2 separate regions of the Mus musculus genome follow, and region 1 is linked to region 2. A link is a loop called in an ENCODE intact Hi-C map of the cell type or tissue named here. Cell type or tissue: heart. All regions are shown on one strand. Links, peaks and the distances in the headings refer to the core of each region. The heading gives the core; the rest is flanking DNA. Region 1 holds the start of Lypd4 (Ly6/Plaur domain containing 4). Region 2 has its middle 36 kb from the start of Gm38965.

What was found. A loop is a pair of places that touch in the nucleus more often than their neighbours do. Peaks named below come from ENCODE experiments on the same cell type or tissue, not always from the same donor. Only the 100,000 strongest peaks of a DNase experiment are listed, where the experiment ranks them.
Region 1: a loop joins it to region 2, with 2.1 times the contacts of the local background. A loop is called at or near these places in 3 of 42 quality-filtered maps.

What each region holds. Positions count from the first base shown.
Region 1 is chr7:24,861,201-24,877,723 of GRCm38, forward strand. Lypd4 (Ly6/Plaur domain containing 4) reads right to left here and starts at 8,491. Exons shown (of 5, transcript NM_182785.3): 1 at 8,329-8,491; 2 at 6,028-6,214; 3 at 5,487-5,630; 4 at 3,974-4,300; 5 at 3,420-3,693. The coding sequence starts at 6,094. The coding sequence ends at 3,491. It overlaps Dmrtc2 (doublesex and mab-3 related transcription factor like family C2), which reads left to right and starts at 8,857. Exons shown (of 9, transcript NM_027732.2): 1 at 8,857-8,972; 2 at 11,278-11,505; 3 at 11,580-11,734; 4 at 12,722-12,798; 5 at 12,998-13,178; 6 at 13,707-13,833; 7 at 14,548-14,608; 8 at 14,749-14,923; 9 at 15,953-16,451. The coding sequence starts at 11,282. The coding sequence ends at 16,065. It overlaps Gm38966 (a long non-coding RNA gene), which reads right to left and starts at 15,487. Exons shown (of 3, transcript XR_003946614.1): 1 at 15,107-15,487; 2 at 14,468-14,636; 3 at 13,564-14,110. It also overlaps the pseudogene Gm18207 and the pseudogene Gm9844. In heart, for the core only: no CTCF peak of the experiment used is centred there; no DNase peak of the experiment used is centred there; H3K27me3 peaks cover 380 bases.
Region 2 is chr7:24,809,617-24,826,139 of GRCm38, forward strand. It overlaps the pseudogene Gm5893. Among named protein-coding and RNA genes, the nearest start is that of Gm38965, 36 kb to the right of the region's middle. In heart, for the core only: a CTCF peak has its summit at 8,078 (motif pointing right); no DNase peak of the experiment used is centred there.

The DNA of each region.
Region 1 (16,523 bases), core at 5,023-7,522, 50 kb after region 2:
AGAGTCCCAACAAAACCTCCAGTCTCTCTGTGTTCACCAGAGAGCCCAACATGTGTCCTCGATGCACCCAAATGGTGTGCGCTTCACCATTTTTCTGAGGTGACCTGGACAAGGACCAGCCCCAGCCCCACCTGGGCCATGAGTGCTGCTCCAAGACTCTGACCCCAGTGGGAGCCAGCCCCACTGCCAGAGCCCAGTTATAGAATACTCTTTGGACTGGAGGGAGTGGGCAGTCATGTCTATGACAAGGACCCTGAAGGCACAAGGTTACCTACTTGGCTGTAAGGACTTCTACCCAATCCTGCCTCAGTGTGTTGCTACAAGCCCCGGACCTGAATGGTATAGGAAGCCTCCTGGGTGGTCTCCGGAGGAGCCCAGAATTCCAGCCTTGTTGTGCAATGTGTCACCTAAGCATGTCTTATGTTACCTACTGCTCCTCCCCATTTGTCTCTGTGTGTCTCCATGGTCCCATGTGCCCTGTGTCCCTGTGAACAATATTCTCTGTATCCCATGTCTTCATGTCCCTGATGGCTCTCTGAAGTGGCTGCCTTGCTCCATTCTTCTTATCTATGCCTGCCTGCCTGCCAGCATTATTTATTTACACTGTTTGCCAGTAATGGTCTTAAGCTCACAATGTTCGCAGGGTGATGGCACCCCTGCCACGAGCCCTCTATTGCCTCCCGCACTGCTTTATCCCTTGTGTGGCTCACAGCTGCCAAGGCTTTTGCTATCAATAAATGGTTTGGCCTAAGGTTTAAAAAACATAAAGAAGGAAAAAAGGAAGGAAGGGAAGGAGGAAGGGAGGAGAGGAAAAGAAGGAGGAAGGGGGAGGGAAGAAGGGGAAGAGAGGGAGAGAGAGAAAGAGAGGGAAAGAGAGAGACAGAGACAGAGAGAGACAGAGAGAGACAGAGACAGAAAAAAAATGTTCACAAATAGAACTGCCTTGAGAATTTTCCCCTATGTACACTCCTTTTTATATTTTACCATCAAGGGCATGATTAGGTCTCTTGCTGCAGCAACGAGAGTGGGAGCACCTGGAGCGCGAGCTCGGAAGGAGAATCCACGAGTTGTAAGAAAATGGCAGACAAGCCGGACATGGGGGAAATCGCCAGCTTTGATAAGGCCAAGCTGAAGAAAACCGAGACGCAGGAGAAGAACACTCTGCCGACCAAAGAGACCATTGAACAGGAAAAGAGGAGTGAAATCTCCTAAAAGCCTAGGAAGATTTCCCCACCCCACCCCACCCCGCCCCATCATCTCCAAGACCCCCTCATGATGTGGAGGAAGAGCCACCTGCAAGATGGACGCGAGCCACAAGCTGCACTGTGAAACCCGGGCACTCCGAGCCGATGCCACCGGCCCGCGGGTCTCTGAAGGGGACCCCTCCACTAATCGGACTGCCAAATTTCACCGGTTTGCCCTGGGATATTATAGAAAATTATTTGTATGATTGATGAAAATAAAAACACCTTGTGGCAAAAAAAAAAAAAAAAAAAAGGGCATGATTAAACTCCTGGGCATTTCATCATGTCAACTTCCATTCTTCCTTCTGAGTCCCTGTTTTCTTCCATCACCATTTGGAGAGTTCCTTTAACCACCCTCAAGGACAGCAAGTTCTTAGTTTTCCTTTGTAGGTCACACTCATCATCTTTGCCCCCAGAGCATCTGCAGAAGTCAGGTAAGGGAGGAGAAATGGCTTTGCTCAAGGTTTTGGAGGGAATGCTCCATGGTCTCTTGGCCCCGTGTGCTCATGATCATCGCGGTGGCAGGGCCATGAAGTAGCAGAACCTCTCTCAGCTCATGGAAGTCAGGAAACAGAAAGGAAGAAGAAACCATGGACAAAACACCCTCAAAGACCAGTGCTAATCCACACCTTCCAGCAAGGCCTCACTTCCTGAAGTCACCACAACCTGCCAAAATAATGTCACCAAGTAGGGGCCAAGTATTCAATGAGTGAACGTGTCAGGGACAGATCCTATCTAAACTATACCACCCTTCCTCAGAAAAGGAAGTGTGTGTGTGTGTGTGTGTGTGTGTGTGTGTGTGTGTGTGTGTGTGTGTGAGGTGTGTGTGTGTGTGTGTGTGTGTGAGGTGTGTGTGTGTGTGTGTGTGTGTGTGTGAGGTGTGTGTGTGTGTGTGTGAGGTGTGTGTGTGTGTGAGGTGTGTGTGTGTGTGTGTGTGTGTGTGTGAGGTGTGTGTGTGTGTGTGTGTGTGTGTGTGTGAGGTGTGTGTGTGAGGTGTGTGTGTGTGTGTGAGGTGTGTGTGTGTGTGTGTGTGTGTGTGTGAGGTGTGTGTGTGTGTGTGTGTGTGTGTGTGTGTGTGAGGTGTGTGTGTGAGGTGTGTGTGTGTGTGTGTGTGTGTGTGTGAGGTGTGTGTGTGAGGTGTGTGTGTGTGTGTGTGTGTGTGTGAGGTGTGTGTGTGTGTGTGTGTGTGTGTGTGTGTGTGTGTGTGTGAGGTGTGTGTGTGTGTGTGTGTGTGTGTGTGAGGTGTGTGTGTGTGTGTGTGTGTGTGTGAGGTGTGTGTGTGTGTGTGTGTGTGTGTGAGGTGTGTGTGTGTGTGAGGTGTGTGTGTGTGTGTGTGTGTGAGGTGTGTGTGTGTGTGTGTGTGTGTGTGTGAGGTGTGTGTGTGTGTGTGTGTGTGTGTGTGTGTGTGAGGTGTGTGTGTGTGTGTGTGTGTGTGTGTGTGTGAGGTGTGTGTGTGTGTGTGTGTGTGTGTGAGGTGTGTGTGTGTGTGTGTGAGGTGTGTGTGTGTGTGTGTGTGTGTGTGTGCATGTATGTGTTTCTGCCTTATTTTTTTAGTTCTGTGCATCAAATAACACAAACATACATAAAGTGTTGTGAGATTCCACTGGAAAGAAACATGTCCATCTAACTGCAGGAACTGAGAGGGGCCTAGGAAATTACACAGTGAGAGACCGATTGACTTGTCTGAGTCAGAACTGCCTTAAATCCCCAGCTCAAGGGGAAAGAAAGAGAGGGAAGGAGAAAAAGGAAAGCTGTGTGGGGTGGAGCTAGAGCCAGAGGAAGGAAGAAGACTCAGAGAGCTGAAGAAGAAAAGGAAGAGAGAGGAAAGATGGTAGCTAGCTGGTCAAAGTGGTGATTTTCCAAAGAAGGGGGCGGGGCCTAGATGAGAAGGACTGATCAGCAAGCAGCCTCCCTGCCTTCCCTCCCTTCCAAAGCATCTCTCTAGACCCGAGTTCCACAAGACCGAGCTCTGAGGACAGTGTGCCTTTCTCCTTCCACGCTGCCAGCCCTTACACTGCTTTCTTCCCCCCGACTCTTGTCCCCTCAGTACTGGCTTCTGAGCAGAAAACAGCAGCGACCTAGGAACCCAGCTTTCTTGGATTCTTTTGCTCCTCTGCTCCACTCCCTGTACATTCAGGGCCCCTCTGCACTCTCACAGACCACAGGACAGAGCAGGAGGAGAAATCCGAGGCTTTATTTGATTATGCAAGGGGAGGGTCTGATATTTTTCCAGTCCTGCTGGGTGGTCAATCTCTGAGGAGTATAAGAAGGCATAAGAGAACACTCCAAGAGATACCTTGACTGCAGTGCCCTGCACTGACAGCCTCGGACTTATCTAGGACATTGATGACCTCAGTCACTCGGATGCTCCCAATGTGCTGAAAATCTGCTAAAAGCTTGTGTGAGTCACGAGCACAGCCCATGATGAGGAAGGTGGTATTGAGATTCCCTACAAGGAAGGAAAAGAAGGATCAGGGATGGATAGCTTCAAGAATCAAGAGTCCTGCTCTCTTCCCAGAGGCCAGCCCTTCACCAACCAGGACACCTGCTCTCCCACCAGAGATTTGGATTCCAGGAACCATACCTGGTCTGACTTGGAACTTATGTGTCTAGCCTCCTGTACTCCAATCTTACCTCCTGATCTCACCAGTCTCCAGGGTGGAACAAAGGCCCTGGAGACTGTGCACTGCCCACAGACAGTCACTTGACAAACGTTCATCTGCTCTCACCTGCTTGAAATTTTAAGGTGGAACTGTAACATGAGGAAGCAGCAAAGGGGCAATTCTCTGTGGTGACAAAGCTTGGAAGACATTCCTGGTCGTGCTTGCCCACGCAGCTTGGACAGCTTTTGGCAGAAGGTAGTGTGGACATGGGTTGACTGGCCTTGAGTCTCACAAAAGGCTCCAGGTTGGTTAGGTTGTTGCAGAGATAGGACCTGCAGACGCGGCTGTAGGAGGCAATGGACACTCCGGGCGGAGACACGAGGTAGGAGATTTGTGGAGGGTAAGAAAAGGCGGAGCTGCAGCCTTTGAAACTCAGGACTCCCTTACTGGTCCCTGAGGAGCAGAAGAGCGAGAGGTTACTGCCGCTGACCCAGCCCCACTCAGGCTGCTCCCCTTCCTAGCCCCTATTTTCCCTGAACTCCCCAGGTCCCAAGGCCAGCTTCCATCTTCCCGTATCTGCAGACTGTGCTGTATGGGGTTGTGAAGCCAGGCCATTCTGCCTTCTGGTCTTTGCTGCTCTTGCTCCTGTGTCTGCTTTGTCCTTCCCTCTTCCACAGGTTGTCCCTGCCCCCCAGGGACCTGTCCACTTCCATCCTACATGACAATTATCTGAGACCTACCCCGTTCTTGCCAGTAATCCCTAGTCCTCACTCTCCCCCACTTACTGTCCTCCTAAGCAGTCACTCTTAAGTAACTGATGTCCCCTTTGACTTGGTGTGCCATTGAGACACATAAAGTGTTTCACAGTCACACATTTTTATTGTGTGCGTGTGGTAATGTTACTATCTAAAATGATCAGCACTATGCTTTTATGATCAATTTGTACACGTTTGTGTGTATAATCTCTCTGTGTGTAGTCCCAGTGTGTATATATAATCCCAGTGTGTGTGTAGATAATCCCAGTGTGTATGTGTGTGTGTGTGTACAATCCCAGTGTGTGTGTAGATAATCCCAGTGTGTATGTGTGTGTGTGTACAATCCCAGTGTGTGTGTAGATAATTCCAATATATGCATGTTTATAGTCCCAATGTGAGTATGTGTGTGTGTATAATCCCAGTGTGTGTATAATCCCAATGTGTGTGTGTGTGTGTGTGTGTGTGTGTGTGTGTGTGTGTGTGTGTGTGTATAAACCCAACATCTGTGTGTATAATCCCAATATAGGGGGCTGGAGAGATGGCTCAGTGGTTAAGAGCACCGACTGCTCTTCCAAAGGTCCTGAGTTCAAATCCCAGCAACCACATGGTGGCACACAACCACCCCTAATGAGATCTGACGCCCTCTTCTGGGGTGTCTGAAGACATCTACAGTGTACTTACATATAATAAATAAATAAATCTTTTTAAAAAATTAAAAAAAATAATTCCAATATATGTGTGTTATAATCCCACTGTATATTTGTGTGTGTGTGTGTGTGTGTGTGTGTGTGTGTGTGTGTGTGTGTGTGTGTGTGTAATCCTAGTCCTAGGTGTTGGGACTAAGAAGGCAGGCAGGAGAGCAGGAGAATGAACAGAAGGATCACCCGTCTCGATGAACACTACGGTCTCCTCGCAGCCCTCTCTCTGATTGCACACCATGCTCCTCAACAGAAGCCACTTCCAGTTATGCAAGGACACGGCTCTGAAGGCTGATGCTGTCGCCTCATAGCACAGAAGAGCTTCAGTACCTAAAGACACAATATTCTTCCAGTCATCTGTCTCCCACACCACCTTCTCTTTTTGTGTGTTGGTTCTTTAGGGTTTGACAGGGTGGGGGGGAGGTTGTTTTCTATTTTTATTTTTGTTTTTGTTTTTGTTTTTTCAAGACAGGGTTTCTCTGTGCTCCCCTGGATGTCCTGGAACTTATTCTATAGACCAGGCTGGCCTCGAACTCAGAGAACCACCTGCCTCTGCCTCCCAAGTGCTGGGACCAATGACCCATCATGGCTTTCCACGTCACCATCTTAACCTCAGCACACAGAAAGCCTGAGCCCTGAGGGGAGCAGATATTCAGCCTGCTTTCCACCAGAACATAGCACAGCCTCCCATGTGTGGCCTTATAGCACCCAGCCCTGCAGGACATACAAGGCAGTAAAGAGATGGCTTCTAAGAGGTACAGCAGCTGCAGAGATCTCCAGGCCTGCAGTATCATGGTTCCGTGTCAGGGTCCTGGATGTGACACGTCACTCTGGAGCCAGTTTCAGATGGAATCTCAAGTTTGGCTCTTGTCAATCCCTGAATCCTCTGTCCACTTCCCTGTGGGTCACTGTTTCTAAGGAAGAAAATTGACTGTGTCAGCTGCTGTAGTATGGGCTCCCTTGAGACCTTCAATGACACAGGTTTCCCATCTCTGTGGTCTCCCCTTCCTCTTCATACCCAGCATCATCTGCTTTCCAAAGGACACCTCTCATCACTCTCCTGCCTAGGTCCTCCCCCTGGCCATGGTGCTGATCCAAAGACCCACCATTACACAGGCTGTTCTCCAGCCAAACCCAATGAAATCAGAACAGCAAATTGAGAATTAGCACTTTAATGTGAACCAAGCATGGTAGATCACACTTGCACACCTGCAGCCCCAGCACACAGGAGGCTGACCTACATTTAAGGCCAGCCAGACCAAACGAACAAATTCACTGCATCAGGCCCTGTCTCAAATATAAAAAGCCCGGGAGAGAGTAGATACAGACATATTTTTAAATCCCCTCTTTTGAGTAAGGAAATTAAAGTATTTGGAACTGAAGAAAATAACAACCATAATACACATCACTCGCGGACAAAGATGCAGATAAAATCTGCAGGAAACTAAATATGGTCTAGTTACAGTATTACGCCATCGATTTCATGATAATATAACATGATGGTATATGCCTATAACCCCAACACTTGTAAGGGGGAGACTGGAGAACCAGAAGCTAAAGATCACCTTGAACTCCATAACACGTTCAAGGCTAGCCCAGCCTTCCCTGTGTCAAACATAAACAAAACAACAAAAACTACACAAAACATACAATCGTATTCAAAGCAAATTGCATAAGAAAATATGTATTACTTTAAACTGACAAAACGAAGGCTCTTCTATACATCACCAAGAAAAAGAGAGGGAAGTTCGGCTAAGCCCATGAAGAAACAAACTATCCTCTCAAAGAGTCAAGACTGGGCTTTTGAGGAGGTGCTCAAGTCTAACCATAGCCTGGGAAATGCAATTATCTTGCGAACTGTATCATTATACAACTCACAGGCTGACAGCAATCAGTGAGCTGGAAAGGGGCGACTGTTGGCAGACTTGAGGTAATAAAGACACTTCTGTACACTGTTGTTTGTGGAGTGATTGAGGGAAGAGTGGATGGGACCCCTGGGAAAAGAGGAATTGGGAGTTCCCAGCAGTGCCTGAAGCCTAGTGCAGGGAGAAGTTTTACAATAGTCAAATTCGGTTTATAAATACCCACTAGATAACTATAATAAAAATCTTCACCCTCCAATACATGAGGAGACATCGTTGTGTGATGTGACAGGTAAGAGGTTCACCCCTCTTAAAACTAAGGGAGTGCACAACCTGCAGGGAGGCACACACCACAGAACAGCACACCACAGAAGCAATTGATGTACACATGCAGCCGCCGGGCAGTGGTGGCAAAGGCCTTTAGTTCCAGCACTCCGGAGTCAGGGGCAGGTGAAACTTTTAGTTTGAGGCCAGCCTGATTAGTGGCCCAGCGATTAAGAGCACTGATTGCTCTTCCAGAAGTCCCAGGTTCAATTCCCAGCACCTACACAAAGAGCTCACAACTTTCTTTAACTCCAGTTCCAGGGATCCAACAGCTCACACCAAAGCACATGAAATAGTAACAATTTTTAAAAAGTATAGATGTACACATGCACGTGGGTTAACCACGAAAAGCACAGTGCTGTCATTAAATAAGACATGACCACATCCACAAAATTCTCGTGTATTCAAGACGCTATACATCTCTAGAGGTCACACACAAAATCAGAAGACACACAACTAACCACCTTAGGACGACTGCCTACGGGAATGGAGATGCACAGGATGGCGAAATAATTGAAACCGCGTGGGAGGGGCTACAACGTTGCCAGGCTCAGCGCTCTCCAAGCTAAACCAAACTTGTAATCTCCAAGTCCGAGTTCAATTAGCTGGGAAATCTCGGGCACTTTGTCAATCTCTTCTTCATTCACAAAAAAAAACAAAAAACGTAGGGCTATTCATCCCTCCGGGTCATTGTGAATAATAATAAGATTATTCAGACGAGTACCAGAAGGCCAACCGCTTAAGCGTTCACTTCTTTTGAGCTCCCTCCTCCCGATGTAAACTCAGCCTCTGTTCAACCCACCATTAAGCAATCCCAACACCCCAGGCTGGGCAGAAAGCACCTTTCCAGCTCCAGGACACATCCTCTGTATAGCAGTAGTCCAGCTGGAAGTCACTTCTGCCACCTTCTTTAGCCAGGAATGCCACAGACACCCGGGTGCTGTAACCCAGATGTGCGTGGCAAAAGGCAGGCTAAAAAGCCTGCCCTAAACACCAGGCATGGAGGGGGAGCCGAAGGAGGCCTAAGCGCGGAGCCCAGGTTATGCGCAGGCGCAAGCGCAGTGGGTCTGAGTCAACGCCTCAGGACCACGGTTCCTGCGGTGGGGGGGCAGGGTGGGGCAGGGCCAGCCTCGCTCTGGCTGAGGTCATTCGACGCCCCATTGGCTGCCTGCTTGCAAAGTGAAGAACAGTCTGGTGAGGTAAAGGAGGAAGGCAACGTGTGTGAGACTCAACTCGACGCGCTATTGGCTGGCGTGATTGTTGCCGCGGAGAAGCGGGTAGGCAAGAAAGGGGCGGGCCATCGGGGGACGATTGCAAACCCTATTGGCTGCGCGGCGCCGCCGAAGCGCTGTGCTTGGAGCTCATTGGTCCTTGTGTGAAGGAGCGAGCGGGAAAAGCCGCTCGAGCCGGCCGTTCCTCTTCGCCACTGTGTCGCCCTTTTCTCTGGGCCTTCTCCTGGCTGACTGTGATTCGGCTCGAGGCTGTGGTAACCACCCGCTGGCGGCATGAACATCATACCGCCCCTCCTTGCCCCGCCTCTCCTGAGCTGGGTCCCCACCATGGCCTCCCCTTGTTGCCCCCTCGCGCTGCTCAGCTCTACCCCCCACCCCCACCTCCTGAGCGCGGTCCTCGTGCCCAGCCCCCTCCCTGGGACCCTGGGGCGGGAGGGGCCGCAGGCCCAGCGTTTGGGGGTGATGGATGACTGCTGGAAGGGGGGCACCCAAGTAATGCTTGCTTGGGAAGGGGCAGTGCATGCTATTAACACGGGGTATAGGGGCGTAAGCGCCTCAGGCTGCAGTGGCTACATGGATTGTCAAGACGCCCATGCAGCTGGGTACAAGAAAGTGGCGTCCTGAGAACACCTTTGGCCTACATCAGGACTCCGCACTTAGCAGGGACTCAGTAGCCATTTGGGAAGGGGGATCTTTGTTTGTTTGTTTGTTTGTTTGTTTGTTTTGTATCTATGACAGGGTCTCATGTAGCCCAAAAACTACTGATCCTCCTGCCTCTACCCCACAAACCTGTACTCTTAAGAGTCTGCCACCACACTCAGTCAGGTTTTGTTGTTGTTGATTTGGGAGGGGGGATCGAGACAGGGTTTCTCTGTGTAGCCCTGGCCGTCCTGGAACTCACTCTGTAGACCAGGCTGGCCTCGAACTCAGAAATCCGCCTGCCTCTGCCTCCCAAGTGCTGGGATTAAAGGCGTGCGCCACCACTGCCCGGCTTTCTTTTCTTTTCTTTTCTTTTCTTTTCTTTTCTTTTCTTTTCTTTTCTTTTCTTTTCTTTCTTTCTTTTTTTTTTTTTTTGTAAAGATAGTCAATTGCCCAAACTGGCCTAGAACTCACAACAATATCCCTGCCTTACACTCCTGTCGGGATTACAGATCTCAGCTAGCATGCGTGGTTTAGTAAATATTTGTTAAACTAATGGAGTCTGAATAAAATATCTAGCAAGCAGGTGGTATAGGCCAATAATGTAATCTCAGTTTTCCAGGAGGCTGAGGGAGGAGGATAGCAAGTTCAAGGCCATCCGGGACCACTTAGCAAGACCTTGTCTCAAAAAAAAAAAAAAGTGGGGAGGCTAGGGAGACTAGGGAGGTAGCTCAGTGAGGAGCATTTGGCTAGCATGTGTTTATAAGGCTTTAGGTTCAATGTCCATTTTTTAAAAGGCAAATCCCCTCGTGAAAATGGGATAGAAAATCACTCTTTCTTTTTAAATATTTATTATAGTATAAATAACAGACACACCAGAAGAGGGCATCGGACTCTATTACAGATGGTTGTGAGCCACCATGTGGCTGCTGGGAATTGAACTCAGGACCTCTGGAAGAACAGCCAGTGCTCTTAACCACAGAGCCATCTCTCCAGCCCTATAGAAAATCTCTTGGGGATAATATTGTTACTATAGAGTACAAAAACAAAAGCCGGACTTTGGTGACAGACACCTTTAACCCAGAAGCAGAGCAGATGAATGTCTACCAGTTTGAGTCCAACCAGGTCTTCATAGAACATTCCAGGCCAGCCAGGGATACATACACACATAATAGTGAGATCTTGTCTCCAAAAGTAATTAATTTTTTAAAAAAATCAAGGGGGCTCAGTGGATAAAGCAGCACCTTGACCACATCTGTGAGTACCTGAGCTCAGACCCCCACATTAAAAGGTGGGTGCAGTGACGTCTGTCTGTGATCCCACTAGGGGTGAGGAGCTGAAACAGGTGGATCTCTGAAGCTCATCGGCCAGCCAGTCTAGCTAAACTGGAGAGCAGTGGAGGAGACACATCTAACGTCGGCCACTAGGCTCCTCCAGTAATGCTTACACGCTGTTAAAGCACACACCCCCCCCCAGAGTCACAGTGAGAGCAGAGAAAGAGTGGATTGAATCGGATAGCTCACGTGGGACTTAGAACTGAGGGGCCACATAACAATGTTTGTAAGGACCGGATAGTGCAAGGAGATGATGACAGCTGCTGAAGAGGATGCCTGAAAGCCCTGTTTGTAGACCAGAGTGTGAGCGTGCTTGAGGGCTCTGGGAGGGTGAGCGTATATATACCCGAGCATGGCAAAGCGTGCAGGTGAGCAAAAGTGAAGGATCTTAGTGTCGAATGAATACTTAAGAAAGAAAAGAGGGTCGATGAGAAAGGTTGTGGAGTGAAGAGAAGAGAAGCCAAGATGAAAGCTGGGTCCTGAGTGGGCCCAGATGGATGGCCACAGATGTGGCTTCACAAAAGCAGAAGGGCTGGGTAGGACAGAGCCAATGTAACTGTCCCGACCCACCACTCCTGCCCCTTAGATCCATGGACCCCAGTGAAACGGCTGCTCTCCACCACTGTTCTGCTGACTCTTCCCCAGCCGACGAGGCCAGAGTGCCCCAGAGTACAGAGCTTATTCCCAGGAGACCAGTCAGTCGCTCTCCAACCTGTGCCCGCTGTCGCAACCATGGGGTCACAGCCCATCTCAAGGGACACAAGCGCCTCTGCCTCTTTCAGGCTTGCGAGTGTCACAAATGTGTCCTCATCCTGTGAGTTTACGGTTCAGGGGGAGGGGGACTCTCCTCCAAAAGGCTGACTTGGACTAGCAACACCCCTCTCTTAGGGAACGTCGGAGGGTCATGGCTGCCCAAGTGGCCTTGCGCAGGCAGCAGGAGGCACAGCTGAAAAGGCACCTGGCTCAGGGACTGATGAAAGGGGCAACCCCTCTGAAAGCTCCCCTCCGTGTCAAGAAGGGAGCCATTCGGCCAGGGATCCCTTGTGAGTGTCTCTGGTTAGGAGTGGGACAGGGATCTGGATGCAGGAGGATAAGGGCAAGCAAGCATCACTGTCCTGAAACGAAATTAGTACCAACTTGGGCCCAGTGTTTCTGTTCTCTTTCTCTGAGCCTCACATTCTCCAACTATAAATGTGTTCAAGAGCTGGGCAGGGGTGATGAAAGCCTTTACTCTTACCACTCAGGAGGCAGAGGCAGGCAGATCTCTGAGTTTAAGGCCAGACTGGTCTAAAATCCCAGCTTCAGGACAGCCAGGGCTACACAGAGAAACACTGTCTTGAAAAACAAAACAAAATGTGCTCAAGGGGACTGGAGAGATGGGCCATCAGTCAAGAGTGCTGTCTCACAAGGTAGCTCACAACCACATCACTCTAAGCACTGCAGACATGTGGTGCACAGACATACATATATGGAGGCAAAACACTCATACACATGAATAAGCAAAAGCTCACCTTAAAATGTAGGCAAGGGACACAGTGACAGCTGAAGAGAGAAAATGAGAGGGGAGGGCAACAGTGAGTGGGTCCGGGTAGAGGTACTTGCTGTGCAAACCTAGTGACCTGAGCTTGATCCTCGGAGCCTACAGAAAGAAGGGCAGAACTGACTCCCCACAGTTGCCCTTGGCCTCCATGTGCACACCATGGCGCCCAAACACAGTAATACATGTTTTTAAAGAAAGAGAAGAGTAGGGTGTGGTGGGCATGTCCATAATCCCAGCTCTGCAGACAGAAGGTGAACTGGAAGCCAACCAAGCTAGACCCCTGTCTGGAGGAGGGCTACACAGGAGAAGCAAACATCAGAACAGGCCTGGCTGTGGTAGTATGTGGACGCAGAAGCAGGAGTCCAAAACCAGCCTGGGCCTCATGAACAAAAGAATAAAGAAGCCAGAGTGAGATGAGACCTTAGCTGAAATTGGAGTAGGAAAGGAGTCAGGAAATGGGCTCACTGGATCTCTCCCTGGTTCCTCACAGCTGGAAAAGAGAACATAGCACCCCAGCCTCAGAGTCCCCATGGAGCAGTCCCACTGGTACTGACACCCCCTGGGAAGGTAAGAGACCTGAGTCTGAGAGAGTGGCTCCTAGCCTGGCTCTAGCCCCAACTGTTTCCTCTGTGCTCCCTGGGTTCCAGCTGCAGCCCTGACTTGCAATGTGGGTGAACTAAAAAGGGACTTAAGAGCCGCCCACAGTTGCATGTCCCACCCTCATCCCAGAGCATGCTCACTTCAGCCTTGCCCTCTACCCTTGCAGGAGAACTATGGGCCACTGCTGCTCAGCCGCCCCCCGGAAGCCTTGCCTTTGCCCTGGACTCCAGTGCCTCCTGGGCCTTGGGGCCCTGGACACTGGCTGCCCCCAGGCCTCTCAATGCCACCTCCAGTGGTATGCCGCTTGCTGTGCCAAGAACCTGCTGTCCCTCTACATCCTTTTCCTGGTAAGAAGTTAACTGACCTGGCCACCAACCGGGGAGCATGCAGGAGCTGTACCTAGACCCCTACACATGTGTAGCAAATATGCAGCTTGGTTTTCATGTGGGTTCCCTAACAAGTGGAGTGGGGGTTGTCTCTGACTCTGCTGCCTGCTATTGAATCCCCTTCCCTCTACTTAGACTACCTGGTGGGCCTCAGTGAGAGAGGATGTGCATAGACCTGCTGGGACTAGACACCCGAGGATATGGAGGGTACCCAAGGGGACTCACCTTCTCTGAGAAGAAAAAGAGGGGACAATGGGGGAAAGAGTTTGTAAGGGTGGGACTGGAAGTAAGGAGGGAGGGTGCTGTGATCAGGATGTAAAATGAATTTTAAAAACACAAAGACGATAATTCACCTTTTATTCAACAGATATTTGAATGCTAAGTTGCCACTGTACCAGAAAGGGGAGAGAAAAGAGACATGGGTGGGTGAAGCGAGCACAGTCGTGTGACCCTGAGCCCTGTACATGCTGTGTTCTTTTGTCTCCTTAGGCTTTGACCCTGGCACCTCTCTCCGGCTGCCCACTCATGGGACCCTCCCGACCTGCCCAGGATCTCGCTCAGTACTGACGGCTCCACTTTCTGGGGAGCCCCAAGGACCCCCTAACCTGCCTCACACGTAAGTAGGAACACAAAAGGAAATGTGTTCATTTTGAGTTTATCTTTGTACTGCAGACCTTAACAGCTAATATAGAAGGAAAAGTTTCAGGCCACGTGTGCTGGTGCACACCTGTAATCCTGGAGCTTGGCAGGTAGAGCCAGCAGGTCAGGGCTTCCGATTCATCTCTAGGAAGGGTAGCAGGCAGGCAGGCAGGCAGGCAGGCAGGCAGGCAGGCAGGCGTCTTCTGTTTGATAACTGAGGCTTTGCTGAGACTGTGCACCTCTCAGAGCCTGTTCTAAATATCAGTAATTCCTAGATGAAACTCATCTCGGGTCATTATAATAATTAACAACACCTAACACTGGCCTGATCTTGAACAAGCAGTTCATGCTTCTGAAACAGGTACAATAGGGTAGGGTTGTCTGGTGACATGGAAAGCCACGGTGGTAAGGCACAGGTATAGACCAGAGGCCATTAGAGCAGCTGGTGGGACAGACAGCAGTTCCAGTCCCACTGGTCATCCTTTCTGCTTCTGAGACACTACCATCAGTGACTCCCTCCCTATAACCGTCACAGTAGCCTCAGAGGGGACACTCACAGAGATTCTCATTTTATAGAAAGTGAAATGGCCAAGATAGAGAACAAGACTTACCCAAGTCCACAAAGTTCTCCAGTTCCCAGATCAGAATGTCCACCACTGCCTGTGTGTGTCTCTCTCTCTCCTTTTTCCAGATGTTCAACTCTGATACTCCAGTCCTGTGGCACCCCAGACTCTCTTCTGCTACAGCCACAGGTCTGGGGGAGAAGTGGCATCCAGGAGCCTGGGAGGAAGTTGAATTTGTAGAAGGGAAACATGGGGATTAAAGGAAGGAAGTACTTACAGGTTGGAGGGGAGTGAGATTCCCAGTGTGCTCCTCTCCCTGTCCTTTGCAGGCCCCTGGAGCCTCCTGCCTGGCCTGGACATCTGGCCCCTCGGAGCGGCAGCTGCAGCGGGAGGCAGCTGAGGCCCTTGTAGGTCTGAAAGACTCATCCCAGGCTCCCCGCCTGACCCCATCTGTCCCCCCTAACCCTGCCTGGATCTCTCTGCTCCACCCCTGTGGCCCACCAGGTAACCTTCCTGAGAAGAGAGAATGAGATAAGTTTGGTTGGGAAATGGTAGCCATTAGAACAAGCAGGGACTAACCAAAAATGGGACAGATACTAGTTGAATTCCCTCAGGTCAGGGCCCCAGAGTTTCTCAGCCAGGCCTCTGAGACTGCAGTTGAACGTTGTTCTGAGAGTCACTACTTACCAGTTTTGTTCTGAATGACAAATGTCCAGTGCCTTGACTTCAGGAAAATGAGTCCCTGGGAAGGAGGAGACTTTCAGGGGCTGGCATATAATAAAACACTGCAGAGGCTGGACTCCAGACCCCAGCTTCCTGCTCAAGCCTGGAAGGGAGTGAAGTGACCAGGGTCTAGGCTAGGGGGACTGATAACTGTTTTCCAGGAGCTTCTATTCTGGCTGGGGAGCCTGGAAAGCCTCACAAGGCTCAGTGGCAAGACTAGAAGACATGTGAGGAAGGAGAGCTCAGTGGGGCAGAGATGAAGGCTGAGAAGGCCCTGTCCGATGCTGTCCTGGTCTAGAGCAGTAGTTCTCAACCTGTGGGGCCAAAACCCCTTTGGGGATCAAATGATCCTTTCACAGGGGTCACCTAAGACCATGGGGAAAACAGATTTGCATCACAATTCATAACAGTAGTAAAATTACAAGTTATGAAATAGTAACATTTTTATGGTGGGGGGGGGGCACCACAACATGAGGAACTGTATTAAAGGGTTGCAGCATTGGGAAGGTTGAGAACCACCGCCCTAGAGGATCTGCTGGACCCAGGAGAGGTGAGGCTGGAAGGCTTCTGATTATAGATGTGGCATGCGCGTCTGGAACAGCAGCTGTACAAAGGGGATCTGGGGAACGGTCTGAGCTAGACAGAGCATGGTAGCTTTGGTGGAGGGACTAGAGAAAGCAAGACTGGAGGCAGGCACACCAGCAGAGAGTAAGAACACAGCAGGGTGGGTTAGGTCAGTGGGATACTGGAGGAGTGAGGGGTCAGTGGACTGGATTTGACCTGGACCTGACCCTTCCTGTGTGCCTTCAGCTCCTCCTGGGGGAAGAGGATTCCAGCCTGTTGGCCCACCTCTCCGACCCAGTCCAGGTTCCTCTGTCTCTCTGCACATTGGGCGTCTGGGATCTATCTCCCTCCTCAGCTAGACAGCAGAGGTGGAGGCTACCTCACTGGGACAAAGAGACGACAAACTGCAGGCACTGCATATTTGGTATTTTATTTATGGTTTTGCATGGGATTTAATGTAATGCAAGCTTCAGCTTTTTTTTTTATATAAGCTTTCAGGTTCCTTTTTTAGTGTGGGTATTTTCTTGACTGAGGGTGGCTATTCTTGTAGCCCGTTTAAATACTAAGTCCCCCAATAAAGGCAGTTGGGCAGTTTAAGATGACCCATATCTAAATACATTTTTTCATGAGTTTATGCTCTCTATATGCCTATGTTCTTATGTCTGTCTCTGAATGTGAAAATACAAGAATATGTTCACTTTGTATGTAGGTTTCTGTAAGCAAGAAATAAACCTTTGCCATCTAAGCCATCGAGAGTTGATTATCATTGTGACCTAGTCTATCCTGACTGACAGAAAGGACTGTCTCTTGAGAACTT
Region 2 (16,523 bases), core at 6,914-9,413:
TGCATTACTGCCTGTTATGAAATATAATGCGGGGAGGGGGCCATGGCAGGCCCATGCCTAGGTGTCCCCTGAGAATCACCCCATACAACAGATCTAGTATAAGGGCGGTTATTTGAGGGAACAGAGGACATGTAGACAGTGTGTGATCGCCATGATGGCTGAGAAAGAGGGGAAGACAGAGGACAAAGAATCCTCAAGCCTTTTCTTGGGGAAATGGCTGACAGGCATCGAATTGCACAATATCTAGGATGCAGTACTTCAAGTTACTCAGAGTCTGCACACAGCAGAGAGACAGCACACCCCCTCAGATCCCCGCTGCTCCAGAACAGCATGGAAGGGTTCTACATGCTATGAACCATAAATAAAAGTCTTAGGGGTTAGTTTCATTGTTATGTTTCTTGAGGCAGGGTCTCTCACTATGTAGCCTCGATTAGCCTGGAATTCACTACATAGACCAGGCTGGCCTCAAACTCACAGAGAGCTGCTTGCCTTGGCCTCCCATGTTCTGGAATGCACCACCATGCTCACTAAGGCCAATTACGTCTCTGTGAATGGTTCTCTGTGATCTCTGGGTGTTGAGTTGTTAATTCTATGAAACATGTAAGGACTGTCGTACCTGGATGGCACCCACCTCCCTTGTGTTGTGTCCCCACATTGGGGTTTGAGTTTTATCAAAGTAGTGTGGGGAGTGGATTGTAAGGATACTGGATAATGGTGGAAGGAACCCGAACAAGCTGAGTTTATCAATATGGGCCAGTGAGTGGAGATTCAAGCTTTAATATGGTTAAAGTTTTAAAAAACCAAAATACCAATTTTTAAAAGTGTCCAAATTTTGACTAGCTAGCTGAAGCACTTGTCTGAAAAAGAGCTGGAGATGCCTGGTATCCCTTGATTTGATGTTGAGGGGATTTTAAGGCTGGGGGGAATTGCAGTGCTAAAGTGGGTCCACTTTATAAGCCTCCACAGTGGAAATGCCGGAAGTCACTAGTTCTGTGAGATCTAAGATGGCGAGCAGCACCAGCTCAGATGAAGAGCTCTGCTGCTCTTTCCCCTCTGCAGACCTCGGGGTGAGAGGTTGCCGCCCAATCGGACGCATTGCACGAGATGAGAGTGACTGGACCCCAATGGTACGTCTTCCCATCTCCTGGTGTCTTTGTCCATTACTTCCTTCAGTGTTTTAAAGTTGTGTGCTTGTGTGTGTGTGTGTGTGTCTGTGTGTGTCTGTGTGCATGGTTTATATATATATGCATATATATAATGTGTATATATGTGTGTGTGTGCATGGTTTATATATATGCATATATATAATGTATATATATGTGTGTGTGCATGGTTTATATATATGCATATATATAATGTATATATATGTGTGTGTGCATGATTTATATATATGCATATATATAATGTATATATATGTGTGTGTGTGCATGGTTTATATATATGCATATATATAATGTATATATATGTGTGTGTGCATGGTTTATATATATGCATATATATAATGTATGTAGATAAACACACACAGATACACAGACACACATGTTTTGCTACTATTTTGCTTAACCGGTTTGTCAGCTGTCAGGTTTCTGTAGTCTTTAAGGGATATAACATCTGCAAATGAGAATGCTTTGACTTCCTCCTTTCCTATTTGTATCCCTTTTATGACCTTCTGTTGTCTTATTGCTCGGGCCGGGACTTCAAGCACTAGATTGAACAGAAGCGGAGAATGTGGATATCCTTGTCTTGTCCTGATTTTAGTGAATGCTTCTTCCACATAGCATGCTGCTGGCCTCAGGCATGCTGTATATGGCCTATTATGTTGAGGTATATTCCTGTCTCCACGGGAATCAAATGGACAACGCCACTGGGATCAAATGAATCTGTTCTTTCCAGGCCATCCCAAGCAACAGAAGCAAAAATCCAGTCTGTTTTTTAAACTGGACTCTGAAAAATCTATCATTCAAAACAAGCCAGATACAAAGAAACACTACTTAAATGCCATTTAAATGCAATCCATGAGTAGACAGGCGTAATTAGCGATGCTGGGAATTCAAATTTAGGGGTAGAATTAGCTGCTAGAGTACTCGAGCTTGGTAGCAAGGGAAATATTTTACAACCTATTCAGGGAGATTAGCATACAATGCACTCATTTCCCCAAATGCACTTGCAACCAGGCGTGGTGATGTGATATCTGTCATTTCTGCTGCCCAAGAGCTGAGGGGAGAGGCCATGCTGAACAACAAAGCCAGACTCCCCAGTCAGTCCGAAAATACTTAAATGATGAGGACTGTGAATATTAAATGATAAGGACTGTGAATATTAAATGATGAGGACTGTGAATATAATCCAGTAGTACAGAGCTTCTCCAGCATCTGTAAGGCGCTGGGATCTAGATGTACAGACACGCACGCACACGCACATGCATGCATGTGCACACGTATGTGCCCATAACTGATTAATCAATCAATCAACTGAATCGTAAATAGGTCATTTTTAAGTGAAAATGTGGAATATATTCACAGTGGGGTATCATTCAGCCAAAAAGATGGAAATTGAGTCATCAGAGAAGTGGATGAAACTAGAGCACATCATGTTAAGCAAAATAAGCCGCACTTAGACAAGTCTCGAAAGTTCTCTCTTATGTACAGAGCATAGCATAGAGGGTGGGAAGGAAATGAGAGTGAGGGGCACTCACAGAGACATAGAGGGCTAAGGCGGGTAAACCGAGGAAGGATGGGGGTACTACAGGAGGGGAGTTCATCAAAGTACTCTCTATGCATGGAGAGGGAGAGAGAGAGAGGGAGGGAGATCTTGACGACGTGGGGGAGGGAGGATTGTAGGAGACAGGAGGGGTTGAGGAGACTGTGAGAACATAGCCCACAGTATCAGCTAACCAGGGCTCACAGAGACTGAACTGACAATCAGGGAGCCTGCATGGGTCTGAGCTAGGTCCTCTGCATATATCTTATGGTTGTGTAGCTTGGTGTTCCTGTGGGACTCCTCACAGTGGAAGTGGAGGGGTCTCTGACTCATTTGCCTACTCTGGGGCCCTTTTCCTCCTACTGGGTTGCCTTGCTCAGCCCTGATATTAGAGTCTGTGGCCAGTGTTACTGTAGCTTGTTACGCTGTGTTTGGTTGATATCCCTGGGAAGCCTGCTCTTTTCTGAAGGGAAATGGAGGAGGAACGTGTCTGAGGGAGAGGAGAGGTAAGGAGGGGACTGGGAGGAGAGGAGAAAGGGGAAACTATGGTCAGGATGTCCTGTATGAGAGAAGAATAAATTTTTTAAAACAGACAAAGTTCAGGCTAAAGAGATAGCTCAGTGGTTAAGAGCACTGACTGCCCTTCCAAAGGTCCTGAGTTCAATTCCCAGCAACCACATAGGGCTCACAACATCCATCATGGGATCTAATGACCTCTTCCGGTGTGTCTGAAGACAGTGACAGTGACTCACATAAACAAAGTAAATAAATCTTTAAAAAAGAAAAGAAAAGACAAAGTTCAGATGCAGTTTGCAACTTAAACATATCTAAAAACACCTGAATTAAATAAGTCAGAAACAAAATGGAATTCATTGTATAACTACAAATAAATAAAATATCAAGAATATACAAAGTCATAAAAGGAATGCAAATTCCAGGTTTGCAGGGGCTGAAGCAGGGAAGCCATAAGATGTCATTGTGTGATGGCAACAGAAGGCCTGCTGGGATGACAGATTCTAGAAAGAGCTGTGACAGAGCACAACACCCTAATGTAATGAATACCACTGACGTGTATATTTGAGTTAGTTTAAATACGTTTCATGTTACATATGTTATATAACTTCTTTTATAGGCTTCAGGAAAGGCATATAAACACAGCCACCTGCCCAGATCATCTTCAGGTTCCTCACAAAAATCTCATCAGCTGACTAAGTGCACAAACCCAAGCTCTGTACAACTCTCTCTCTTCATATATATATATATATATGTATATATATATATATGTATGTATACATATACATATACACATATATATATATATTTAATTTTAAAAACTTTTATACAATATATCTCCTCTCCCCCAATTTCTCCCAGATCCTTCCCATGCCCATAGTGACCCAGCTTTCTGTTCTCCCCTCTCGCTGTTGAGGTTGTTCTTGCTGTCTATTATAATGCTAAGTGCAGGTCTCCAAGTCTGCAGGTAGACCCAAGTGACTATGTGAAGTTATTCCTGATTGATATATAAAGACACCAACAATGAATAGCTGGGTAGTAGAGACGTAGGTGGGGTTTAGGTTTCCTGGACTTGGGGTCACAGGAAAATCAGGAGGAAGAACAAGGTGCAGGAGGAAGAAGGAGAAGCTACCATGGGTTAGTGAGCCATAAAAACATGGCCCTTCAAGGCTGGCCAACTGGAGTTAAGAGCGGCCCACATGAAACATAGTAAGCAGTAAGTAATGATTCGGGGTTATCTATAGGAAAGTAGACTCTAATAGATCAGAGGGTAGTTATCTGCCCACCTCTAGTCCTGATTAAGGCTTATTGTAAATATGAAGGTTGTGTGTGTGTCTTTTATCTGGGAACTAAATAGTCCAAAGCAGGGTAGAAACCCTGAGTCAGGATTACAATTTTCTACAATATCGTTCACAAACAAAACAAAACTGAAACAAAAAGATAATTTAAAATCCACAAAAACAAACATTAAAACAAAACAAACAAACAAAAAACCCAAGCAAAGCCAGGTGGTGGTGACGCGTGTCTTTAATCTCACACTTAGGAAGCAGAAGCAGACAGATCTCTGTGAGTTCGAGGACAGCCTGGTCTACAGAGAGTGTTCCAGGACAACCAGGGCTACACAGAGAAACCCTGTCTTGGGGCAGGGGTAGCTCAGAGCAAAGCAAAACCATGCAGCTGAGTTCATTTTGTGTTAGCCAATTATCCTGAGCATAGGGCCTGCCCTGCAGTGTGGTTGGTACACCCTGTGATATTTCATGGGAGAGAACTGATTTTCCCTGCCATCAGATACCAATTACAAATAGCTTCTTGGTTAGGGCTGAAACACCGTGTACACTTCCTCTTCTTAGATCTGTGACTCTGGCCAACTTGGACCTGTGCATGCCAACAGCCACTGGAAGGTCGTACGTGCATTGAATCTCGAAGGCACTGCTTTCTCTGAGTAATCCATCCTCCCTGGCTCTAGCAACCTTTTGGCCTCCTCTTCCTCACAGATCCTGGACCCTGGGGGGAGGAGATTGATGAAAACATCCCATTTAGGGCTCAGTACTCCAAAGTCTCTCACTCTCTGCACATTTTCCAGTTGTTGGTCTCTGTGTTAGCTCCCATCTACTGCAAAAAGCTCCTCTGATGTGGTTGAGTGAGGCACTGATCTATAAGCATAGGAGTATGTCATTAGGAGTCACTTCATTGCTATATTCCTTTGGCAGAATAATAGTATTGGGTTTTCCCCTAGGCCCACCTAACTAGCCTCATGTTCTTGGACAGTTTAACAAGGCCAGGTATAGGTTCCATTTATTTAATGGAGTGGACTGAAGTAGAAACTTCTGGTTTCTTTGAAAAGTCAGTTTTGTCAAAGAATGTTTTGCTGGGGGCACATAGGTGAAAGGATTGTTTTTTTTGTTTTTGTTTTTGTTTTTTGTTTTGTTTTTTTGTTTTTTGTTTTTTTTTGCTAAAGCAGACACATGGGAGAGAGAATGTTTTCCTGAAGCAGACACAGGTGAAAGAACAAACGTGAAAAGATGCATGATGTACAGAAGGAATATAATTATGATCCCACAGACAGTGGCAGCTAGAGCATTGGTTTGGTTTGCTCTGCCTCGCTATTCTTCGCTAATGACATGCATGTATTGATTCACCTTACATTGCGTTGCTGAGCTCCACTTGTGCTGGTGCCATAGAGAGAAACTCACCAAAGAACGTCTCCTGGGGTTCCTGTGGCTTCTTACTGCTTTCCCAGCCTCAGGCTGGTTGGCAAGCCTTGTGGTTTCTGGATTGAACTACGGGTGCTAGTTCATGTGGGGTGACTGCCAAGACGACTGGACTGCTGCTGCTGATTCGTGTTTGGTGTTTGCTACTGGACTGAGCTGCTGGTATCTTGACAATGAAGGTTGGACTCACTCCCAAAGAACTATTTCTAAACAGGTCCACTTCCCCCATGTCTTAATAACTTTTCTTTCCCATTACCTCTGGTGGGTGGTGGGCTAGAGATGAGGTTGAACACTTGTTAAAGTAGGTTGAGATACATTTATGCCTACAGAGGGTTTAACCTAATGCTGCTTGCATTATTCTAATTTGAGTCCCCAAAATTACATGAGAATCTGCACATAAGACACTGAGGGAATCCTGTCCCCAGGATTGGTTTGGATTGGAAAATAAAGTTGCCAGTGGCCAATGTCTGTTCAGAGAGACAGAGGCAAGAGTTTTAGGATTCCCTGGGCAAGGGACAGAGAGAAAGAAGAAGGAAGAAGGAGATCTTCCATGCCAGGAAAAGGAGAGGAAAGATGCCATGCCTGAGAAGGTGCAGGACAGAGAATATAGCCGCCATGCCATGTAGGAGTAGGGTAGAATGGCCCCAAGAGAGCTGTCTTGACTGGGTCCAGGGCAGCAAAGATAGAATATAGATTGTAGTAAATAGTGATTTGGGAATTTTGGAGAAAGGTATATTAGCCATGTAGAGGTTAGGCAGTGACCCAACCATTAAGCTGTTTTAGACATATCAAAAAATAAAGTCTGTGTGTGTAAAAGTGTGTGTGTGTGTGTGTGTGTGTGTGTGTGTGTGTGTGTGTGTGTGTGTGTTTCATTTGAAAACCCAAAACATTGAGGCAGGTAGCAAAGAGCTCCACCACCACCACCAGGATCAATTTGAGTACTTAATTGGCCACTATTACAGCTGTGAGCCATAAATGCAATAAATAGGTTGGTCTCTCCCATAACATCTGAGCCACAGTTGTGCCAGTGTATCTTGGTGCTGTAGGTCCCAGGGCTTGTAGCTGGGTGACACTGGTGGTTACCTTCCTCTGGTAGCATGCAAAGTACCTTCCAGTACTGTGAACACTGGTCAGGAGTGGGTGAAACGTCCAGTTAGGCACCAAGTGTCAGGAATAAGGCAAGGATGTCCACTCTCTCCGTGCCTGTTCAATACAGTGCTTGAATTCTTAGCTAGATCAATAAGACAACTGAAGGAGGTCAGAGGGATACACACAGGAAAGGAGGTGTCTATATTTGTAGGAAATATGGTTTTATACATAAAGACTCTACATCCCTCCATCTCAACCCTAAAAAGACACACACCTAGATTTTTCTTCGAACCCTCCGAGGTGCAAACTTCCCCTGATAGCTTTCATCCTCCTAGTTCTCCAGCTCTGGACCAGTAATCTCAAGACAGCTTTCACCGTCTCTTACACTTACCTTGCACAGGTTGGAGCCCAGGAGTGAAGGGACACCACTGTGAGCAGGGTCGAGATGATCAACCTTGCAGCCTGGAGACCAGAGCCCATCTGTCCCTGGGTGCCTGGTCAGCATTTCTGCTGCAGCCCTTGGCGCCAGAAGCAAGATTTTACAACCATGGGCTTTTCCACCCACTCCCCTGGTCCCAAAGTAATAACTCTGAGACTTGATTATTTATAAATAAATGCCTAGGCGTAAGCTTGGGCTTGTTCCCCAGCTAGCTTGGGACTTCATTAACCTGTTTGTTCTGTTCTATGAGCCACGTGGCTGGTTACCTCTCCTCAGCTTCATGCATCTGTCTCCTCAGAGTTGGGGCGAATCTCTTCCTCGGCTGACTCTATCCCAGAGTTCCTCTCTCCCTGCCAGAACTTCCACCTCCAATTTCCTGCCTTAGCTAACAGGCCATCAGATTTTTATTGGCAGGTGATGCTTCCATACAGGACACAAGAGAGTCTCTCTACAGGTCTTCTCATGTCATGGGCGGGGGGTTGGGGGGTGATATCAAGACACAAAGTAACAGTCAGGGAATGGAATCCCAGAGACAGGAGCTTGGCTTTGGATCAATCATGGATACACAGCCTACTGCCCATACCTTGACCTAACAAAGCATGGTGAGTTCCTCCCATGCCCAGTAGGGGGAACCCGTGCACTCTGTAACCTTCGAGCATCACCCATAGGGAGAGATTACAGGAAAGTCACCTGAGCAAGGACAGAGAGGAGACACTCTGCTAATACACAGAGACTGTCTCTATGGACCTTTTTGTTTTGTTTTGTTTTCTCCATTTATTTTTTTATTAGATATTTTCTTTATTTACATTTCAAATGTTATCCTCTTTCCTAGTTTCTTCTCTGAAAATCCCCTATCCCCTCCCACCTCCCCCTGCTCCCCAACCCAACCACTCCCATTCCTGGTCCTGGCATTCCCCTATACTGGGGCATAGAGCCCTCACAGGACCAAGGACCTCTCCTCCCATTGATGACAGACTAGGCCATCCTCTGCTACATATACAGCTAAAGCCACAAGTTCCACCATGTGTTTTCTTTGTTTGGTGGTATAGTTCCAAGGAGCTCTGGGGGTACTGGTTAGTTCATATTGATGTTCCTTCTATGGGGCTTCAGACCCCTTCAGCTCCCTGGGTCCTTTCTCTAGCTCCTTCATTGGGGACCTTGAGCTCCGTCCAATGAATGACTGTGAGCATCCACTTCTGTATTTGCCAGGCACTGGCAGAGTCTCTCAGGATACAGCTACAGCAGGCTCTTGTTGGCATCTGCCTAGTGTCTGGGTTTGGTGGCTGTTTATGGAATGGTTCCCCCCGAAGGTTGTTCCTTCCTCTCTGGACCTTCTACCAAGGACAGTACAGCCCAGAATATCCAGCTCACCTCCTCTTGCATTTTTCAGGACCTGAAGCCCTTTCTCTTTCTAAATTTGTGTCCATAGGCCAACCTGATGCCAGATAAAGAGCTGGTCTCCTCAACCAGACACGACTCAGCTAGCCCATCAGTCTGCCCTAGAGCCATCCCTATCACCTTCCTACTGAGAGTAAGTCACACTGTCCCAGAGCCTAGACGTCACTGAGAAGGGCAGGTGAACAGCTAGTTGTGTTTCTGTGTCACAAAAGGAAACACACCCTTAGTCTGGGGCTCCAAGGCCTCCCTCTGTGATGAAAACAGCCCTCAGGCCGAGGACACAACAGAGGTCAGCACTGGGGTAGACGGGTTGACTAGGGCCCACTTCAGTCTGTGGGGGGGATGGGGAACTGAAGACAAGCACAGGGAAGGGGGAGCAGAGAACCCCGGAAGGGTAGGGAACAGGGAGTCCTAACAACAGGCTCTGTTCCTAGTCCATGTGACCCTGAAAGGTCCAGGCCCAGGATGAACTCAGCTCAGAGAGACAACGGACAACAGAACTGACCTGGCTGGGCCATCAATCAGGGTTTGGGAGCAGTGCTGGAGCCCAAGCTCTTTTCCACAGAGAGAGGACAGAGCCGACAACAGATCATGGAGCCCCCCTCAGCCCTTCCCCCAATGTGTGTCCCCTGGCAGGGGCTTCTGTTTACAGGTGAGGGGAACAACCTTGGAAGTGAGCAGGAAGACTTCGAATAGATCGGGTGTGCCACAGCCAGGAGGTGTATCTGGCACAGCTCCAGGGGTAGACCACACTGAGGTGGCGAGGGAATGAAGAAAAGACAGGTGGACACACGGACACACAGGAAAGCTGGGATCTGTGGACTGGGATCTCTGGTGGAGAAACGGCAGAGTCCAGGAGCACAGTGTGTTTATTTTATAGAGTTGAACAGGGAAGAGGGGTCATTGCGTACAGCTGAGTGAGGAGGTGGGGTTTGAGGAAAACAATTGGACTGTCCTAGGAGCAGTCTCTGTAAGGGAGAAGTCTTCAGGGCACAAATGACTCCATGGGTCAGGGAGACAGCTATGGTGGACATTTTCTGTATTCAGTGTCCCTACTCCCACCTAGTGCCCTGTGAGGAAGGACTTGCCGTCCTGAGCCTGAAGTTATGGGGACCTTGAAGTGGCCACGCATATCAACAACACACATTCACTTCAGTCCCTGGGGCTTCCTCCGTTCCCTACATGGCTGGAGTCTCCTGGAGAATATAAGATTCTAGGAAGGGACAAAAGGCTTCTCTTGGCCCATGAGGGGAAGGGACAAATACAGGGACAAGAGTGAAACCACTAGCCAAGTGGGACTGAGCAGCTATTCAACTTTTGGACTTCACATTCACAGATGCCCATTGCTGGGTTAATTGGACTACAGGCTGTAAGTCATCACAATAAACTCCCTTAATAAGGTGCAGACATTCCATAAATTCTGTGACTCTAGAGAATCCTGACCAATACAATCCTCAGGACTGATTCTCACAAGGTGTCAAGGTTGTAGAACATGAAAGTCCTTGTGCACACAGATAAGCACTGGAGAAGGCAACAAAGTTAAACACCCAGGCTTGTCTCTTCAGAGATAGATGAAGACCTGTCTTCCTCGGGGAACGAAGGGAAAGGATGTACTTTACAGCCTGCTGGTCCTTTGCTATCCTTGCAAGGGCCGGTCTTCACCAGAACCCCCCCCCCCAGAATGTTGCATTTGTGTATCCCAGACTTTCCGCCCTAAATCTTGAGCATTGCTTCTTAGTTCATAAAATCCACCCTTATGAGGGCTGTCACTTGCACTTCAGAACAGCCTGCGTGACCTCTGGGTTATCCTAGGGACAGGTCACTCCTGTGTTTACCTCAGACATTCTCTGGAGACCCTTATCTTGAGCATTGCTTCTAAGTCAACAAGAACCCATCTTTATGAAAGAAGCCATCTGCACTATGTAAAGAGTCTCAACGGAAACACATCTTAAGCTTCGTTGTACACTTGGAAACGGGTTAGTTGTCACCAGGAATACTTTTTTTCCCAAAATTGTGCTGTGCTTAAATATGGCTAAAATTAGCCAGTGTTAGACTCCAGAAGTTGGACCCAGCACTGGTTAACTAAGTTGTGCTGAACTGAGTTTCATTATTACTGCACCTAAGTCATTTCCCTGCCGGCCTGATGTTTGCAGGGACTTAAAAAAACATAAACAAAAACAAAAAACAAACAAACAAACAAACAAAAAACCCTGGTCCAGTAAATACTCTGCCCACAGTTACAAAGCTGAACCCTCACCATACAGGATCATGGCAACATCCCTCATTCCTACACAGGTATCTGAGCCTATTATCAACACTGGGATAACAGCTGGATCAAACAAATCCCTGTTCTCACAGAGACATGATATTAGGCAGAAAGACAGACCACCAAAGGCATCTAGATAGTGTGTTTGACAAAAGCCATGAACAGAACAGCACAGGGAAGATCAGAAAGAGGAGACCCAAAGTTGCATCCCACAAGGCTGGGTCTTGAAAACCTGACTGGCATGACCAGGGCCTGAAGAAAGGACAGACACATAGACACGTGTACAGAGAAACTGGGATCAGGTGGGCCATGAGCTCTGATGGAGATGTACCAACAGGAGCTGGGAAACTTGGCATACTTACTTTGTACATCTGAGTTGAAGAGACAGGTTTATTGTATACAGCAGAACAGGGAGGGAGACGGGTTGGTTAATCTCGGTGGAAGGAAGAGTCTCAGGTTCACACACACTCACACTCACACAATCACATCCAGCAAGAGGAAGCCGTGGTTGACAGTTTCTACATGCACTGGCTTTAGCTAAAGGCCAGTCACTCGTAACATCCATATATAGACCAGAAAAGAATCTTGCCATACTGAGCCTGACCCCAGGAAGGCATTGTCATTCCCATGGGTCTGGGGCTTTAGGGTCCTTGACATGGCCATCTGTGCTTGTGCCAACAATACACATTTACACACAGACCTCATCCACTGCCCACAATCCAGGGTCACTAGAAAGGGTGGCTAAGGAATACATTCCCCAGGATGCCCTGAATGGGAGTGTGCATCTGAGGACAGGGAACAGTGGGTTCCGAGGACACCTGGGAAGGCAGTGCTACTGGACAAACCACTTGAGAAGGACAGGAAGTTCAGGAAGCTGATGGGAAAGAGGTCAGGCTGCTGTCCTCAACAGTGGCAGGGGCAGAGGGAAACACATACATACTCATACACACTCACACACATACACTCACACTTGCAAACACATATACACACACTCACATATTCACACACACACATATACTCACACACACTGACTCACACATACACTCATACATGGGCATACACACACATACACACTCACACACTTACACACTTACACACTTACACACACATATACAAACACATACACTCACACACACATACACACTCACATATTCACACACACATACACACTCATATTCACACACTGGCACACACATACACTCACATACATATGCACACACTCACTCACACACACACACTCATACACATGCCTGTTGAACAGAGATACCTATCCATGACATAGGACCCCGTCTTCCTATACATAAAGGATCCACGTATTAATGTTTTTCTCCTCCCCCTCAGCCTCACTGCTAACCATCTGGAACATCCCCACCTCTGCGAAGCCCACTATTGAGTCGGTGCCACCTGCTGTTCTCGAAGGGAAGAACGTCCTTCTACTTGCTCACAACCTGCCTGACAACCTATTAGCCTATCACTGGTTCAAAGGAAAACGGCCGATAGACAACGATCTAATTATAATGTATGAACTAAAATCTCAAGAAACAAAACAAGGAACACTATATAGCGGGAGAGAGACACTGTACCCTAATGGATCCTTGATGTTACAGAATGTCACCTTGAAGCAATCTGGAATCTACAGCCTAAATATCCATTCTGCAGATGACCAAAAATCATTGTTTGTAGAAGTCTTTGTGTACCGTAAGTGATTCTCCCTGGTCTCTAATAGCTAAATGGGGCTCATTGCATTACACACACACACACACACACACACACACACACACACACGCACACACACGCACACACACGCACACACACTCACACTCACATATGCACTTACATAGGCATGCATTCAACACAAGTTACTCACACGCATATTACATTCTCATACACACTCATGCACACACACTCACACACATACTCATACTCACACACTCACATACACATTTACACACACTAACACACTCACACACACTCTCTTACTCACACACATTCACAGACACACACACTGACAATACACTCATATTCACACACATATTTTTGTTCACACATACACACTCACATATGCATCTACACATACACTCATGCACTCACACACACAGTCTCACACATACACACTCACACACAGTCTCTCTCACACATACACACACAATCTATCTCTCTCTCTCTCTCTCTCTCTTACATACACACACACACAGGCTGTCTGGACAGTGCCTACATGCTCTCTGCATCATGACCCTTACCAGGCTTCAGGCACTTAGTGTAGGACACACAGGATGGAAACGCACTTCACAAGAGCAACTCCTTCCCTGCATTCATGCTGCAGAAGGCAGGCTGGTTTGAAGGGGAAGCTCTGCCCTACACATGGTCTCTGGCCCAGGGCCTGGAGGATTCGGTTAAGAACTGGGTAACCACCCAGGTGGTTGTGAACACTGTGAGGCTAGTCTATAGACAAGGCAGAAATCCCCATAGCCGTTACCCTGCTGAAAGGAAGCCAAAGCAGGAGGAAATGCAGTTGCTGAGTCTGGGCCACAGGGGCCTGAGTGCTGGTCAGAGGATGGGATGTCTGTCTACAGCCACGGTCCTCTTCTCTATGACTGGATTGCTTATGAGGTGCCTGTGGAGCGTTCCTAATAGACAGGAAGGTTGGGAGAGAGACTGGTTTGAGCCTTAGAACACTTTCGTAATCCTCCAAATTCTGCAAGAGAATCGCATAAATCAAGCCGATGTCTAAGCCTATCCTCTAGGCACGTGTTGACTTACTGGACTTAAAATGGCACATCTCTTTGATTGATGAGGTGGAGGGTGGGGTGGGGGTCACTGCCTTTAGGGGATAAAGAAAACAACAGTGCTCCCTTCCCTCCTCACTAGACACTGGCCCAGGACAGACTCCCAAAGAGTAGACAACTCCTAATAGTTTTGTGACAAAGAATGGAGGGAGCCTAGGCGAGATGGCGTTAGCCTTCAATCCCAGCACTTGGAAGGCCAGGGAAAGAAAACTGCCTAGCAGTAGTACTAGACATACTGAGCTACAAATGAGTGAATGAACCTGCAAGCTAGTTAGATGCTGCAACACGTATAGCGTCTAGATCTCTGGACAAACCCATTCTTGGTCCACACCAGAGGCCAATCCTGCCCCATTCCTGTGAACACATATGTACTCTTAAGGCTAACCCAGAAGCCATTTCACAGGTTGACTCTCAGTTGAGAGTATCTGGCTTACTTCTGAGGCGGCTGTGCAGATTATGGTCTATGGGGGCCTCGCAGTCACTCTAAGACCCCTGGATCTCTCTGTCCATTGCCCATCTCTTTCCTCTCTTATCACACGTGCAACTGTGCGTTCCCTGCACAGCTTGCTTCTCTCCTCCCTTCCCATATTAATGGCTGACTGTCCCATTCCCTTCCTGTCTACACCTGTAGCCAGACCATGCCTGCAGAACAGAAGTAGAGAACACAGAAGGCAGAAAAGGTCCCGCCATTAGACAAAAAGGTCTCGCTGCCTGTGTCTGACCCAGGTCTCTTTTGTGACTGGTGTGTGACATAAGCCACAGACAAGACAGAGAAATTACTCCTGTCTGTACTGATTCGCGGTATACTGATTCCCAGGGAGACAGGCTGCAGGCCACAGAGTTCCTGGCTCCTTCTCAATATGTCACTGCTTCCTAAAACCTTCAAGAGGGGGCGGTATCATCTAGTGCTGGCATGGGCTAACCCACCTCCACACACAACTATGTTCTCAGGATGTCTCTATTGTCAGCTCAAGTCTAGGACTTTGCTGTCAATCTGCCCCGTCTGGGAGAACTTGCCACAGCTTGACTTGTGGTTTCTAGGGGGGTCAGAGTAAAGGGATAAAGCATTTTGCACGCATTTATTGGCTCCAAGCCACTTTGCTAGACTCTCCAGAGCAGCTACTCTTCGAAATATGGCGTGTCATTTGTCCACATTTAGTGTCACAGACAAGGCACACTTCCTGTGAGTCATTCCATCCGTTTCACAGGACTCACGACAGGAGAATCATACGCAGTCCTGAAGGGCTGTAGACTTTAGTCTAAGGCTGACTGCACTCTAGAGAGACTTTCCTCTTAGACACAAGAACAAGGCTTTCTACCTGAGTCCTGTCTGTCCCCCTCACTCTGACACTGGGATCCAGGATGACTGCTGAGCTAATATTGGTCTTGCTTCAAGTCTTCTCTGTGTGGTTTCTGATCACTGCTCTTGGGCTTAGAATAGACTGTGGGCCATGGGATGTCACATGCTGACTTGTCAACATGACAGCCTGGGAAAGCCAAGCCTCAGGCTGAGCAGTGGAGAGCAACACAGCAGACAGGACTCAAGCACACCATGACCTAAGTGTTTGGTTTCAGCCCCATCAAGGTGCTGAGGTGCGTATTTTACACACCAAAGCAGACCTGGCCTCCAGGTTCCCCCAGCATCCCTCAGTCCCTACCTGTCATACCCAGCCTCCAACCTGAACTTTCCAGCCCAGGGTGGGGCTGCCCTTCCCCCAGAGGTTCTTCCCCATATACTCCAGACATTTTGGTCTCTCTCTTCTTTCTCTCTGCACCTGCATGTGCGCCCTTTCCCTCTTTCTCTTCCCCTTTCCCCACTTCTATCTCCCCATGGTGACTTCCCTGGCATTGGTCCTTGGGGCCAGTGAACTCAACCAAGAGCAGCTTCCCAACAAACCTGAATTTAATATAATCTCATCTGTCTTGAATTGGCTCCTTTCACCAGTGAAGAAATAACTCATCACTAAGGTCAGGCAGTGAGGGCAGGAGAGCCAGGCAGGACTACTGCTGCCATTCCCAGGTCAGTCCACATCCAAACTCTGCCACTCAGCTCCCATGTGAGAAAGCCAGTGATTCTCCAACACCCGAGGGCCTGAGTGCCCAGGGCCTTGTGTATCTGTCTGTGGCTCACTCCTCCTTGGTGGACGGGTGAGAGATGCACACCCTTATTAGGGAGAGGACTTTCCAGGTATCCAGTACCACAGAGATCACTCTTTTCTGTTATCTACACAGCTCTCTTAAGCAAGCCCTCCATAACAAGCAACAGGACCACTGCTGTGGAGGGTCAAGACACTGTTGAGTTAACTTGCGAACCTCCCTTCCAGAAAACAACCTACCTGTGGCATCTAAACGGTAAGAAGCTTCACATTGGCGACCGCGTCGTCCTGTCTCGGGGTAATGCAACTCTCACTTTGTTCAAGGTCTCTAGGCATTTCAGAGGACACTATGAGTGCGAAGCTAAGAACCCGCTGAGTGCCTTCCATAGTGACCCGTTCACTCTGGATGTTTTCTGTGAGTAACTTCTATTCCTCTCTTATCCCTGCAGCTCAATACACGTCCAATACACGTCCATGACACTGACTCTTGCCCCTGAACCAGACTGGCCACCCCGTCTGCTCCAA